2 separate regions of the Homo sapiens genome follow, and region 2 is linked to region 1. Evidence: chromatin loops called from intact Hi-C (ENCODE). Cell type or tissue: B cell. All regions are shown on one strand.

Region 1 (8,000 bases):
GACCTTATATATAGAAAAACCAAAAGATTGATTCTACAAAAAAACTCTTAGAACCAGTAAACAAATTCAGTAAAGTTGTGGGATACAGAATAAACAAAAATCATTTATTTTCAGAAACAACAAACTATCTGGAAAAAAAAAAAAACAGGAGGGCAATCTCATTTACAATAGCTACCAAAAATAAAATAAAATAAAATACCTAGGAATAAATCTAACCAAGGAGGTGAAAGATCTCTACAAGGAAAACCACAAAACACTGATGAAAGAAACTGAAGAAGACATAAACAAATGAAAAAGACAAGCCATGCTCATGGACCAGAAAAATTAGTATTGTTAAAATGACAATACTTACCCCAAAAAGATCTACAAATTTAACACAATTCCTATGAAAATACCAATGACATTCTTTACAGAAAAAAAAAAAAATCTAAAATTTGTATGGGACCAAAAAAGAGCCCAAGTTTCTAAAATAATCCTGCACAAAAAAAGAGCAAAGCTGAAAGTATCACAGTACCAGATCTCAAAATAATCAAAACAACATGATATAAAAACAAATACATAGACCAATTGAATAAAATTAAGACCCCAGAAATTGATCCACGTATCTACAGTCAACTGATTTTTGACAAAGGTGCCAATAACACTCATTGGGGAAAGCACAGTCTCTTCAATAAATGATCCCAGAAAAACTGTATATCTGTATGAAGAAGCATAAAACTAGACCTCCACCTCTTATCCTGTACAAAAATCAACTGAAAATGGATCAAAGACCTAAATGTAAGACCCAGGACAATAAAACAACTAGAAGAAAATATAGGGGAAACACTTTAGGACATTAGTCTGATAAAATATTTTATAAATAAGACCTCAAAGCACAGACGACAAAAGCAAAAATAAACAAATGAGATTATATCAAACTAAATAGCTTCTGCACAGCAAAGGAAACAATCAGCAGAATGAAAAGACAACCCCCAGAATGGGAGAAAATATTTGCAAACTATTCATTCATCAGACAATTCATATTCAGAATATACAGGGAACTAAAAAATAACAAACACTGGCAAGAATGTAAAGAAAAGGGAACTCATATACTATTGGTGGGAATATAAACTAGTACAACTGCTATGGAGAACAGTATAGAGTTTCCTCAGAAAAACTACAAATGTAACTGACATATGATCCAGCAATCCCACTGCTGGGAATGTACCCAAAGAAAATGAAGTCATTATATCAAAGAGACACCTGAACCCCCATATTTATTACAACATTATTCATAATAGCCAAGATAAGGAATTGACCTAGGTGTCTAACGACAGAGAAATTGATAAAGAAAATGTGGTATATGGCCGGGCCCAGTGGCTCACGCCTGTAATCCCAGCACTTTGTGAGGCTGAGGCAGGTGAATCACTTGAGGTCAGGAGTTCAAGACCAGCCTGGCCAACATGGCAAAACCCTGTCTCTACTAAAAATACAAAAATTAATCAGGCGTGATGGCAGGTGCCTGTAATCCCAGCTACTCGGGAGGCTGAGGCAGGAGAATCGCTTGAACCCCAGAGGCAGAGGTTGCAGCGAGCCAAGACCAAGCCACTGCACTCCAGCCTGGGTGACAGAGCGAGACTCTTGTCTCAAGAAAAAAAAAAAGAAGAAGAAAGAAAGAAAATGTGATATATATACACAGTGGAGTACTAGTTAGCCACATAAAGAAATCCTGTCATTCATGGCAACATGGATGGAACTGGAAAACATTATGTTAAGTGAAATAAGCCAGAAACAGAAAGGTGTTTAACTTTCATATGCGGAAGCTAAAAAAAGTTGATCTCATAGAGGTGAAAAGTAGAACAGAGGATACTGGAGACTGGGAAGTGTAGGAGGAAGAGATGGAGAGGGAGAGACTTGTTAAAGGATACAAAATTGCAGCTAGATAGCAGGAATAAATTCTATTGTTCTATATCACTGCAGGATGACTAAAGTTAACAATAATATATCACAGTTTCAAATAGCTAAAAGGAGGATGTTAAATGTTCCAACACAAAAATATGATAAATGTTTGAGATGATGGATGCTAATTACCTTGATCTGATCACTGTACATTATATGTATCAAAACATCACTGTGTACCCCATGAATATTAACGATTGTTACTTGTCAATTTGAAAAATGTGTAAAGAATGCAATAATGTTAAAAAATAGGCCGGGCACAGTGGCTAATGCCTGTAATCCCAGCAATTTGGAAGGCTGAGGCAGGCGGACCACCTGAGGTCAGGAGTTTGAGAACAGCCTGACCAACACGGAGAAACCCCATCTCTACTAAAAATACAAAAATTAGCTGGCTGTGGTGGTGCATGCCTGTAATCCCAGCTACTCGGGAGGCTGAGGCAGGAGAATCGCTTGAACCCAGGAGGCAGAGGTTGTGGTGAGCCGAGATTGCGCCATTGCACTCCATCCTGGGCAACAAGAGCAAAACTCCATCTCAAAAAATAGTAATAATAAAATTAAATAAAAAATTAAAAATAAATAAAAAGAGGAGCAATGGAACAAATATTTAGGGAAAGAGATGCTTTGAGCCCCAAATCACTCCAGGTGGATAGCACCCTAATCTTAATTTAAATGTTACTGCTTATAACAGAAGAGCTCATTCTAGCTAGGCATGGTGGCTCATGCCTGTAATCCCAGCACTTTGGGAGGATGAGGTGAGGGGATTTCTTGGGATCAGGAGTTCAATACCAGCCTGGGCAACATAGCGAGAGCATGTCTTTGAAAAAAAAATTTTTTTAATTAGCCAGGCATGGTGGCACTTACCTGTAGTCCCAGCTACTCAGGAGGCTGAGGTGGGACGATTACTTGAGCCCAGGAGGTCAAAGCTGCAGTAAGCCATAATTGCACCACTGCACTCCAGCCTGGGCGACATAGTGAGACCCAGTCTCAAAAACAAAACAAAGCAATACAAAAAAAAAACCTCACCCTGCCTTTTGATTAAAGGGATAAAGTGAGGAAAGAAGTGGGTTTTTTTATTTGCTACGTACAGAAGGATTCAATTCAGATCAGTTCAATTTAACAAATATTTGTTGAGCCCTACTCTATATCAGACATTATTAGGTACAGAAGATATGAATAAAATGTCTGTCTTCAGGAAGTTCAAAGTCTGCAGAGAAAGACTAGTAAACCAAAATTTTATGAGACCATAATGAAACACTATTACACATCCACCAGAATGTCTACAATTTAAAACTCACACAATACCAAATATTGATGAAGATATGAAGCAACAGATTTTTGGTGGGAGTGTAAATGGTATAATCATTTTGGGGAAAAGTACAGCAGTTTTTTTAAAAACAAAAACTAAATGTAAATATTCTATGACCCAAAAATATCAGTCATATAATTGAGTGTGTGCGTGTGTGTATCAACAAAAAGACCTTCACAGGAATATTCATAGTAGCTTTGTTCACAATAGCCAGAAACTGGAAACAGCCCAGGTGTGCTTCAACTGAAGAATGGATTTTTAGAATTTAGTATATCTATACAATGGAATATTACTTGGTAATTTAAAGACTTTTAAAAAATAATGACCCTGCCAGATGAGGTGGCTCACGCCTATAATCCTAGCACTCTGGGAGGCCGAGGCGGGCAGATCACCTGAGGTCAGGAGTTCGAGACTAGCCTGTCCAACATAGTGAAACCCTGTCTCTACTAAAAATACAAAAATTAGCTGGCGTGATGGCACACGCCTGTCGTCCCAGCTACTAAGGCAGGAGAATCACTTGAACCCAGGAGGCGGAGGTTGCAGTGAGCCAAGATCGTGCCACCACACTCCAGCCTGGGCAACAGAGTGAGAATCTGTCACAAAATAATAATAATAATAATAATAACCCTGTCTCTACTGAAAAACATAAAAAATTAGCCAGAGGTCGTGATGCATACCAGCAGTGCTAGCTACTTGAAAGGCTGAGGCAGGAGAATTCCTTGAGCTCAGGAGCTCAAGTCTGCAGTGAGCTATGACTGCACCACTGCCCCCCAGCCTGGGTGACAGAGTGAGATCCTGAATCTAAAAGCAAACAAAAAAAAATTACTGATACATACAACCTATGTATCTCAAAAACATTATGCTGAGTAAAAGAAGTCTTACATGAAAGAGTACAGTTCAATGGATATAAAGTTCTATAACAGGCAAAACTAGTTGGAAGAAAATCAGAATAGTCATTGCCTCTAAAGGAGATTATTTCCTGGGAAGGGGCTTGGGTACACTTTTCGGGGTGGGGGTAATGTTCTATATCTTGATAGGTGTGTAGGTTACTCACATGTATTGAGAGGTGACAACATGCTAGCAGCCCTCACTGGCTCTCGGCGCCTCCTCAGCCTTGGCGTCCACTCTGGCCATGCTCAAGGAGCCCTTCAGCCCGCCACTGCGCTATGGGGGCCCCTCTCTGTGCTGGCTGAGGCTGAAGCCAGCTCCCTCTGCTTGTGGAGAGGTGTGGCGGGAGAGGCGGGGGCGGGAACCAGGGCTGAACGCGGCTAGTTCCGGGTGGGCGCAGGCTCCGAGGTCCCGCACTGAGAGCAGCCCGCCGGCACCGCCGGCCCGGGCAGTGAGGGGTTTAGCACCCGGGCCAGCAGCTGCGGAGGGTGCGCCGGGTCCCCCAGCACTGCTGGCCTGCCCCCGCGGAGCTTGAATTCTTGCTGGGCCTCAGCCGCCTCCCCGTGTGGCAGGGCTGGGGACCTGCAGCCAGCCATGCCCAAGCCCCGCCCCGGGCTCCCGCCAGCCCGACCCTACCCGACCGGCGCCGCCCCCTGCTCCTAGGCGCCCGGTCCCATCCACTGCCCAAGGACTGAGGGGTGTGGGCGTGCCTGCGCGGGACTGGCAGGCAGCTCTGCTAGCGTGTCCCCAGCACAGGATTCACTAGGGGAAGCCAGCTGGGCTCCTGAGTCAGTTGGGGACTTGAGAGAACTTTTATGTCTAGGGGAGGATTGTATATGCACCAATCAGCACTCTGTGTCTAGTGGGAGAGGGGGGGTTGTAGATGCACCAATCAGCACTCTGTATCTAGCTAATCTGGTGGGGACTTGGAGAACTTTTGTGTCTAACTAAAGGATTGTAAGTGCACCAATCAGTGCTCTGTGTCCAGCTCAAGATTTGTAAACGCACCAATCAGCACTCTGTATCTAGCTAATCTGGTGGGGACTTAGAGAACTTTTATGTCTAGCTGAAGGATTTTAAATATACCAATCAGCACTCTGTGTCTAGCTCAAGGTTTGTAAAAGCACCAATCAGCACTCTGTGTCTAGCTCAAGGTTTGTAAACACACCAATCAGTGCTCTGTGTCTGGCTAATCTAGTGGGGCCTTGGAGAACTTTTACATCTAGCTAGAGGATTGTAAATACACCAATCAGCAATGTGTGTCTAGCTCAGGGATTGTAAACGCACCAATCAGCTCTCTGTAAAACGGACCGATCAGCTCTCTGTAAAACTGACCAATCAGCAGGATGTGGATGGGGCCAGATAAGGGAATAAAAGCAGGCTGCCCCAGCCAGCAGTGGCAACCCGCTCAGGTCCCCTTCCACACTGTGGAAGCTTTGTTCTTTCACTCTTTGCAATAAATCTTGCTGCTTCTCACGCTTTGGGTCCACACTGCCTTTATGAGCTGTAACACTCACTGCAAAGGTCTGCAGCTTCACTCCTGAGGCCAGCAAGACCACGCGCCCACTGGGAGGAATGAACAACTCCAGACGGGAGGAATGAACAACTCCAGACGCACTGCCTTAAGCACTGTAACACTCACCACGGAGGTCTGCAGCTTCACTCCTGAAGCCAGTGAGACCACGAACCCACCAGAAGGAAGAAACTCCGAACACGTCCGAACATCAGAAGGAACAAACTCCAGACACACCATCTTTAAGAACTGTAACACTCACCGCGAGGGTCCGCGGATTCATTCTGGAAGTCAGTGAGACCAAGAACCCACCAATTTTGGACACAGTATGATTTAGTGAATCTCATGGTACACTTAAGATCACCACTGCACCCCAGCCTGGGCGACAGAGTGAGACCCTGAATCTTAAAAAAAAAAAAAAAAAAAAAATGTACTGATACATACAACCTATGTATCTCAAAAACATTACGCTGAGTAAAAGAAGTCTTACATGAAAGAGAATATACTGTACAGTTCAATTTATATAAAGTTCTATAACAGGCAAAACTAGTTGGAAGAAAATTGGAATAGTCACTGCCTCTAGAAGAGAAGACTTCCTGGAAAGGGGCTTGAGTACAGTTTTCAGGGTCAGGGTCATATTCTATATCTTGATAGGTGTGTAGGTTACTCACATGTATGATTTAGTGAATCTCATGGTACACTTAAGATTTGTGCATTTCACATTTCATTGTACATAAATTTAACATGAAATTTTAAAATAAGAATTACAAACAAATATAGAACTCTATATGTTATGTAGGAACTCTGAGTGATATGTATTCTGAGTTATTTGGAAAAAAGTATATCGATATCTGCAACTTACTTTGAAAAGCATTTTTCTAAAAACGTGGATTGATGGATAGAGAGAGAGATGTGACAAAGTAAGCACAATAAAACATTAATTGTGTGATCACTGCAAAATTCTTTCAACTTTTCTGCTTGAAAATTTTCCTCATAAAATGTTGAAGAAAATTATATGCAAGTGTAAAGATGTGTAAGGCTCAGAGGTACAGAGAAGGCAATTCACTCTAGCTTTGGAGGAAAGTGGGGAGATGTCAGAGACAATGTCAATGAAATGGTGATGTCTGAGTTGTGTTCTGAATGAACAAGCTTTCACCAGGCAGTCAAATAAGTTGGTGAATAAGATGTTTTGGTAGCTACAAGTAGTCTCATCTTGATGGACATGGGTATATAGATAAGAGTTACCAGAGATGGACATAACGTTATAAGCAGAGGTCAAATTATAGAGTTGTCTGTGCCATTCTAAAGTTTTGTCTTATCAGTGATGGAGGGTTATTGTAAAATAGGCTATGGTGTGGTCTGCTTTGCGCTTTAGAAAGATCATGCTGAAAACAGTATGAAAGAGAAACTTTCAACCACAAGCCTGGAGGAGGAAAAACCAGGATGAAGACCATTGCAATAGACCAGATAAGGGGTATTAGTGGACTGATTTAGGGCAGTGGAAGTGCAAGTGATGAGAACACATTGGACTTGAAAACTGTTTAAGAGCTAAGGTTGACAGGAGATAAAATTGACAAAGCTAGTGATTGAGTGTACATGTGAAGTGAGAGAAAAAGGAAGAGTTGAGGATGATTCTCAAGGTTCTGAGTAAACAATGACAGAATCTAAAGGTGGGGGGCAAGTTTTAGGTGAGTAAATATGCAATTTGGGAAATGTTTATTTTTTAATGCCTATATGAAATGTCCAGGTACACCTGTTCAGGAGGCTATTAGATATATAACCTTGGCCTTAGTAGGGAAGTCAGTATTGGGTTGATTGATTTTATTTGCTTTTTATTATCTATTCACACTTTAATTCATTTCAAAGATGATTTGGGACATAACAACCAATATATAGTGTCAGGTTCATGACTATGCCAATTGTCATGTTGAGGTCCAAAGAGAGTAGATGGATGAAGAGAAAGAACACTCAGGGAGCCTTAGGCAGGTGAAAGATGATTTTATTCAGCAGCAGCTCTCATCAACAGCTTTCTCATCAGCAGCTTACTTACACTGTCTCTCTCGCACTGTCCTCCCTGTCTCGGCTGCTTGCTCTGAACTGCTCCCACACACACAGCTGCACAGCCGGTTCTCCCCTGCTTTCAGGGTCAGCAGCTTAACTCTTTCTCTGTTTCCCTGGGCACGAGAGACAAGCCAAGCCATGACCTGGCTCCCCTCTGTCCATCCACAAGAAAGACAGCTCTGGTTCTCTCTCTGTTTCTCTGGGCACCAGTACAAGAGCCATGCTGAGCCATGCCTAAGAGCCAAGCCCCATGCAATACTGTCAGCCGGGCAGTTATACCTTTTAAAGACAACA
Region 2 (8,000 bases), 110 kb after region 1:
AATTTTACCTAGCTCAATTCATGTCACATTAAACTGTGTAACTTTTTTTTTTTTTTTGAGATGGAGTCTCGCTCTGTTGCCAGGCTAGAGTGCAGTGGCACGATCTCAGCTCACTGCAACCTCTGCCTTCTGGGTTCAAGCGATTCTTCTGCCTCAGCCTCCCAAGTAGTTGGGACTACAGGAGTGTGCCACCATGCCCAGCTAATTTTTGTATTTTTAGTAGAGACACGGGGTTTCACCATGTTGGCCAGGATGTTCTCGATCTCTTGACCTCATGATCCGCCCACTTCGGCCTCTCAGAGTGCTGGGATTACAGGTGTGAGCCACCACGCCAGGCCCTGTGTAACTTGTTATATTCATCTAAGACTGATACAGATTAGCAGTAGACAAAGTTGACAGTAGAGACACAGACAATGTTTAACGTCTACTCTGTGGTCAAAATCCTTTCAATATAAGCAGTATATATAGCTTCCACGACAAAGCTCCCTTTCATAATAAATTAAGGTAATGCCTTGAAAATGTAAATTTATATTTACCCTATTCTGTTTACTAAGGGAAGTGTTAAATACTTTAGGAAGTGTTCTGTGCTTTCAATTGGACAGTTAGCTTTGGAATATCTTAATTATCCACAATATTACATTTCAATAACCAGACTAATTTTAATGAGGTTGTAAAGAAATGAGGTTGCAAAGAAATTGTACCTGAATAGCTGAAACCTTGTATTTCTGTTCAACTCTAGTTCTGTAAAATGGATTTTAATTCAATGTATATTACATATCAAGCATTAAAGTGAAAAATTCTTAATTTGCTGAGTCTAATGTATTTTTTTGGGGGGGGGTAATAAACTTTAAAGATAATTACCAAAACACCAAGATACCTAGCCTCCTCTTAGTAATGCATAACAGCTTTTGCATGACCTGTACAGGAAAACTCAAAGTCTACAGTACACAGGTACCAAGCTGCCTTTTGTCTTTCTAATTCAGAAAAAGCCTGATGCCTGTGCTGTAAGCACGTTAACTACAGGGAAGAAGGAAGAGTCATTATCACCAATAGCTACCCAGTCCTAGCTACTGTTAAAAAAAAAAAATGATTTATGGGATATAGTCTTTACCCTAATGGAGAAATAAATGCTTGATGGTCTAAATTATAACTTAGAATATGTTTTTCTATAAGAAAACATAAAGGATGGTTTGATGGCAACAGTGCATTAATACATTAGATATTTAATAGTTCAGGGGCTGATCTGGATTAGACAATCCAAAGTGCTGGGATTCTAGGCGTGAGCCACCGCGCCCGGCCACATAAATATCTTTATTGCGAATGTATTCCTACTCACACATGAGATCCACTCAAGCATTTGCATAGTAGAAAATGAACCTTAGAATTATTTTTCAGTCAAGAAGAACCCATGTTCTTCTTTTGATTTCAATAAAGACCGTTCTTCCTAGCAATTGTAATTAGGATAATGACTTAGTTATTTTCTCTTTTTTTGAGACGGACTCTCGCTGTGTCACCTAGGCTGGAGTGCAGGTGCGATGGTGTGATCTCAGCTCACTGCAGCCTCCGCCTCCCGGGTTCAAGAGATTCTTCTGCCTCAGCCTCCTGAGTAGCTGGGATTACAGGCGTGTTACCACCAAGCCCAGCTAATTTTATATTTTTAGTAGAGACAGGGTTTCACCATGTTGGCCAGGCTAGTCTCGAACTCGTGACCTCAGATGATCCGCCCACCTCAGCGTCCTTAAGTGCTGGGATTACAGGTTTGAGCCACCACGCCTAGCTATGATAGTTACTCTTATCTTTTGAGTTCTCAAGATGTATGAAGACATAACACCTGTATCTAAGAATTCCAGAGAAAGGAGGAAGACTAAATAGAATACAGTTAAGAAAAATACTGACAGACATGTACAGAATTATTTCAGTGAAATCATAGAAGGTGAAGAAAGGCTTTCCTGAAGAAGTAAATGTAAAAGCTAGCTAAATGTAGAAAATAGGCACAAGCATCCCAGACAGAAGGAACAGCATATGCAAGATACAGAAGTAAGAACCAGCACAACACATTCTGGGTTTTAAGGAGGAGAGAGTAAATGAAGGGAATCTGAATGTATGTGCATGTACTTACATATACACTTGCTTGTGAGTAGGCATTGGGTAATGGTGGTGAGAGTGTTGTAGAGTTGAAACTAGGGATACTGAGTTTACGTAGGAGGCTTCTGAAATAAAACAAGAAATGATTAGTGTGAACTCAAATAATGACTGTAGGCCTGATAAACAAGGGATGAATTTGAGAGTGATTTAGGAGATGGAATAAACAGCATTTAGTGTCCAGTTGTAAGAAGTACTTGAGGAGGCAGCATCTTGGATGACTCCCAGGTTTCTGCCTTGGGTAGCCACCTAAATACTGTCAGCTTTCCATTCACTGTGATAGGGAATGCAGGTGGAAAAATGGGTGTGTGTTTTGTTTTGTTCAATTTTTTTCCAGGAAGCTAAGGGTTTCATGACTATTTGTGGTTGAACACCAGTAAAGAACCTCTACTGCTTGGGAGGTGAGAACTAAATGAGAGCTGAAAATGCATTTTGTATTTGAGAGTATAGGTTGTATTATGTAGTAGAAAGAGCTTGAATGAACTTTGAACTCAAACTTTGGTTGGAATCTTGGTTCTCACATTACTAGTAGCTATGTGCCTTTAAGCAAATTATTTAGTTTCACTAAGACTTAGCTTATTCATTTGTAAAGTTGGGAGAATGATAGCCTTTTAAGATTATTGTTAAATGAGATGAGCTTCTGGGTCTGGAAGATAATGGCAACTGTCCAAATCTAAATCTCTCCGCATGTCCTCCCCAAAAGCTGTAAGAACAAAAGGACTCCACACACACATGCACACACACATATATATACACAGAAACCATACATAACTGACACTTTCAGCACTACCGCAAGACAGATGATACCATGAATTTTTAATTACCTTTATACAAGGAAATAGCACATTACAATGGTTCCTGTTGCTGCTACAAACCTGTGAGTGGGAAGAGCTGGGTAAGGAAAGGCTTAAGAGACTGAGAAAATAGGAGAAGGGAACAGAGGTTAAAATAAACCACAGGCAACATCACCCTCAGAAAAAGTCCTCAGCGTTGCCAGGTACAAAGACAGGCCTAGGACTTGGTAATTTATAGAACTAGCTACAGGAAGCTGTATGAAAGTGAGAGGGGCCACAAGCAGCAGCTTCAGAGTAGCATTGCTCCTAGAAGAGACAGAGAAAAGAACGACACCTCTTGGAGGCATGGCAGCAAGAGGAAAGGAAGGAAGTGGGGATAAAATTGAGGCTTCTAGAGAAATGAAAGAGAAACAAGGCACGGCAACCCAACCCCCACCCAACAACTCCACCGTAACACCGTCCATTATAGGCGCTCCTCTTTACTAATCTGCAGAAGTGAATGCTCTTAAACTAAGAACCCAAGAACCCTATGCTCAAGAATAGAAATGAATCAAATGCTACACAAAGCTACTTTAAGAGGAATATAAAAATTTGAAAGAAAGTGTTTCAGTTGATAAAACTTCTCCCCAAAAAAGCAAATGCAAAGGGAAAGGGCATCTCAGTGCTCCAACCAAATAAAATATTCTCAAACAAATCTGTGAACATACTACAAAAACCACAAACTTAGAAGCAGAAATCTAAACTCTGACATGAAAAGAAGTGAAAAAGGAAGAAGTGCAACAAAATTTGATTGAACACAGGAAAGAAATTGAAGAGAAAGGCAAAGCCATCTCGGGAGACTACAGTAATCCAGCTTTATAGCTGTGGTTTCGCTTTCTGCAGTTTCAGTTAGCCACAGTCAACTAGAGTCCAAAAATATTAAATGGAAAATTCCAGAAATAAGCAATTTTAAATTGTTTTTGTTTTTTGGTTTTGGTTTTTTTGAGACAGAGTCTTGCTCTGTCACCCAGGCTGGAGTGCAATGGCACTGTTACCAGGGGTCCTTGCTCCCAGAGCTCCCAAGATGGCAGCGGGCTGCTTCCAAGCTTGTGGCAAGTCTCACGTTCTCTGACCTGGGGTTCTTGGCCTCACGGATTCCAAGGAGTGGAATCTTGGGCCATGCAGTGAGTGTTATAGCTGTATTAGAAGCCGTGGGTCACGGAAGAGAACCTTGGAACCCAGTGACTAGTGTTCAGCTCAATTAGGATGAACCCGGGCACTTAGCTGTGCAGGAACAATGGCAAGCCTTTAGCCCAGTCGGGAAGAGCAGTGGGCGCCTCGCTGGATCAGGAGCACAGCAGACACCCTGCCGGATCCGGAGGGATGGAAGTCAGCGGCAGGTCTGCGATGGTGGCAAACAGCAGTGGTGGATGGGGAATGAAAGCTCAGCTCGAGCCGTAACAAACACGGACCAGAAAAGAGTGCAGTTGCAAGATTTAATAGAGTGAAAACAGAGCTCCCATACAAAGGGAGGGGACCCAAAGAGGGTAGCTGTTGCTGGCTTGAATGCCTGAGTTTATATCCTGATCATTGTCCCTCCCGCTGTGCTCTCAGGCAATAGATGATTGGCTATTTCTTTACCTCCTGTTTTTGCCTAATTAGCTTTTTAGTGAGCTCTCTTTACTACCTGATTGGTCGGGTGTGAGCTAAGTTGCAAGCCCCGTGTTTAAAGGTGGATGCAGTCACCTTCCCAGCTAGGCTCAGGGATTCTTAGTCAGCCTAGAAAATCCAGCTAGTCCTGTCTCTCAGCACGATCTCAGCTCACTGCAACCTCCGCCTCCCGGGTTCAAGTGATTCTCCTGCCTCAGCCTCCCAAGTAGCTGGGACTATAGGTGTGTACCACCATGCCTGGCTAATTTTTGTATTTTTAGTAAAGATGAGGTTTCACCATGTTGGCCAGTCTGGTCTCAATCTCCTGACCTCAGGTGATCCTCCTGCCTCGGCCTCCCAAAGTACTGGGATTACAGGCATTAGCCACTGTATCCAGCCACAATTACAAGTTTTAAATTGGATGCTTTTCTGATTGGTGTGATGAAGTCTCCAGCCATCCTGCTCCATCCTGCCCAGGATGGGAGTTATTCCTTTGTCTAGGATATGCAGCTGTTTATGCCACTGGTCCATTAGTCATTTAGTAGCTGTCTTGGTTATCAGATCAACTGTGGTGGTTTTGAAGTGCTTGTGTTCAAGTTACCTTTATTTTATTTAATAATGGCTCCAAAGCGCAAGAGTGGTGATGCTAGCACATTGTTATAATTGTTGGATTTTATTATTAGTTGTTGTTAATCTCTTATTGTGCCTAATTTATAAAGTAAGCTTTATCATAAATATGTATATATTGCAAAAACATTATAAGGTTCAATACTATTTAAGGCTTCAGGCATCCAGTGGGGGTCTTGGAATGTATCCCCCACAGATAAGGGGGGACTACTGTATATTAATTACAAGGTGCCCGTGGAGAATAGATTCAAATAAAAATCTAATAAGAGCCATTGATAAAAGGAAGGAAAACAACCAAGAGAATGTAAAAAGTAGTTTAAATTCAATACAGGCAAAAGAAGACCTAACATACTTAAAATTGGAGTCCCTAAAGAAGAAAAGCAAATCACTAGAACAGAACTAATTAAACCATAACTCAACACTTTTCAGAAATAATAGGAAATTTCAAATTTTACATATTAAAAGGCCCCATCATGGACAGATTAATACAGAACAGCTCTGAGTCATAGCCTAGTAAAACTATTAGATTTTAAAGACTTTTTTCCTGGGCCTCTTGAGAGGGGAAAAAAGATTATATTATTAATAAAATCAGGCTGACATCAGATTCCTTAAGAACAATATATTTTTTTTTGGTCTCACTCTGTCACCCAGGCTGGAGTGCAGGGGCATGATCTTGGCTCACTGCAACCTCCGCCTCCCAGGTTCAAGTAATTCTCATGCCTCAGCCTCCTGTAGCTGGGATTATAGGCATGCACCACCATGCCCAGCTAATTTTTATATTTTTAGTAGAGCTGGGGTTTTGCTGTGTTGGCTAGGCTGGTCTTGAACTCCTGGCCTCAAGTGATCCACCTGGCTCGGCCTCTCAGAATGCTGGGATTACAGGCATGAGTCACTGCACCTGGCCTAGAACAATATTCAAAGGAAGGCTACAGTAGAGCACCATTTTTAAAAACTCAAAGAAATAAAGCACAAGCTAGCCAACCTGTCTTTAGAGTATCAGATAAACAGTTTGAACACACAAGAATTTAGGAAATATGTGGTGATAATTTACTATATTTAAATGTAGATCCAAGACTTAAAACAGTGTTGGGGACATAGATGTAATTTTTATATGTTCTGACAAAGTAAAAAGAATAAAACTAAAAATAAGTGGGTGAACAAAGAATTAAGATTATTCTCCACAATATAGGTAATAAGTGAGAGTCATACAATACCTTTTAAATGGATTGACCAGATAATAAAAGGTAAAGTAGGCAAAAAGTCGATTTGGGTTACTCTAAAACACACACACATACACACACACCACCACCACCACCACCACAGGAGAGAGAGAGAGAGAACCACTGGAACAAAAAATTAAAATTTTCCTAACTACCAAAAGAAAGTACAAAAAATAAAAAAATAGCAGAAATACCACATAAAGGAAAAAAAAGAATACGTATGAATAACAAACATGGTAACTATAAAGATAGAGTTGAGTTCAAATATGTCAATCATATTAGTAAACATAAATGGGCTTAACTCATCTATTAAAATAAAAAGGTGTTCAAATGGCTTTATAAAGCAAAACCCAATTCTATGCCTTACACAAGAGACATATAAAACAGTGATTCCAACCATCAAAAATAAAGGAATGTATATGATATTACAGGCAAATGGAAAAAATAAGAAATCAGGAGTTTCCATTTTGCTGAACAAAGTAGAATCCAGGCAAAAACTATTCAGTATGACAGAGTATATTTATAATGGTTAAAGCCATAATTCACAATGAAGTTATAATATTTTTTAGTATCTAGGTACCAAATGACACAGCAAACACCTAAATATACCAGAATCACTATAGCAGAATATAGGAGAATGCAAGTAGCAATAGAAACACATAATAGAAAATTTTAAATACATCACAGTACAAATCTGGTATGACAAGATGTCTCAAGATCATCTAGTATATTTCTTGTCTCAAACCTGAAGTTAGCCATTTTTTTCAAGGACTCTTGGTTTCTTTTAATGGGAAATGATATTTATAGTTCACAATCTTTATATTAGGAGTGTTCACTTATACTGGGTTTGTCTTCAGTTCTAGGCCTTTACTAGGACATTTTTACAAAGAGAAAATACATCACTAGTCCATACTGAAGTTTTTAATTAAAATTTATGATTACAAGCTTTTTTATTTATTTGATTTTTATATTTGTATCTCTTTTGTCTTATGCTTAAAATCTAGGTTCCTAATGATATTAATAAAATTAATACATTCATCTTAACCTACAGTTTCAAATTAGTAATACAAATAGTATTACTAACAATATGGTTATTGCAAAAGGTTTAAGATGTTTGCAGTTCTTTTTCTCCATATTTTATTTCCAAATATGTATGTACAAATGACGGAGTTTTAAATTCACTTGAAATAATTTCTCTTTATATGATTAAACCACCAGCATTCTACATAATTAGATCCATTTGTTTCATTTTGCTTTTTACTTTTAGGGTTTTGTTATTTTTATTTTATTTTTGCTTTATTAAAAAATTGTTTTAAAGAATTCAAGATAGTTTAGCTGACAGTTGTAGTTTATTTTAAATAACAACTAAAAGTCTTGGGTTTCTAGGAATAGTGTTTCATCAAAAGTTAGCCAAGAAAGTTTTTCTTGATTTTTTTTCCCTAAAGTAGATGAAATATTTACTAATATAATAGTTTCATTTATCCTGTATATGTACTAGAAGCCTCTAGTCTCCAAGGCAGCTCTAAAAAGTGCCACACACTACTACCACACACACTATTTCTAAACACTAGTCTGGATTTTATATTAA

Evidence for each region. Peaks named below come from ENCODE experiments on the same cell type or tissue, not always from the same donor. Only the 100,000 strongest peaks of a DNase experiment are listed, where the experiment ranks them.
Region 2: a loop joins it to region 1, with 2.5 times the contacts of the local background. A loop is called at or near these places in 4 of 110 quality-filtered maps.

Annotation. Positions count from the first base shown.
Region 1 is chr14:53,214,354-53,222,353 of GRCh38, reverse strand. The region is part of intron 5 of LOC105370502 (a long non-coding RNA gene); the gene reads right to left. Among named protein-coding and RNA genes, the nearest start is that of DDHD1-DT, 65 kb to the right of the region's middle. RefSeq lists a silencer at 4,444-4,863. In B cell, CTCF peaks have their summits at 4,494 and 4,697; a DNase peak (open chromatin) is centred at 4,733; H3K4me3 peaks cover 1,129 bases; H3K27ac peaks cover 912 bases.
Region 2 is chr14:53,104,473-53,112,472 of GRCh38, reverse strand. The region is part of intron 1 of DDHD1 (DDHD domain containing 1); the gene reads left to right. Among named protein-coding and RNA genes, the nearest start is that of DDHD1, 45 kb to the left of the region's middle. RefSeq lists an enhancer at 3,158-3,457. In B cell, no CTCF peak of the experiment used is centred here; a DNase peak (open chromatin) is centred at 3,352; H3K4me3 peaks cover 1,763 bases; H3K27ac peaks cover 3,739 bases.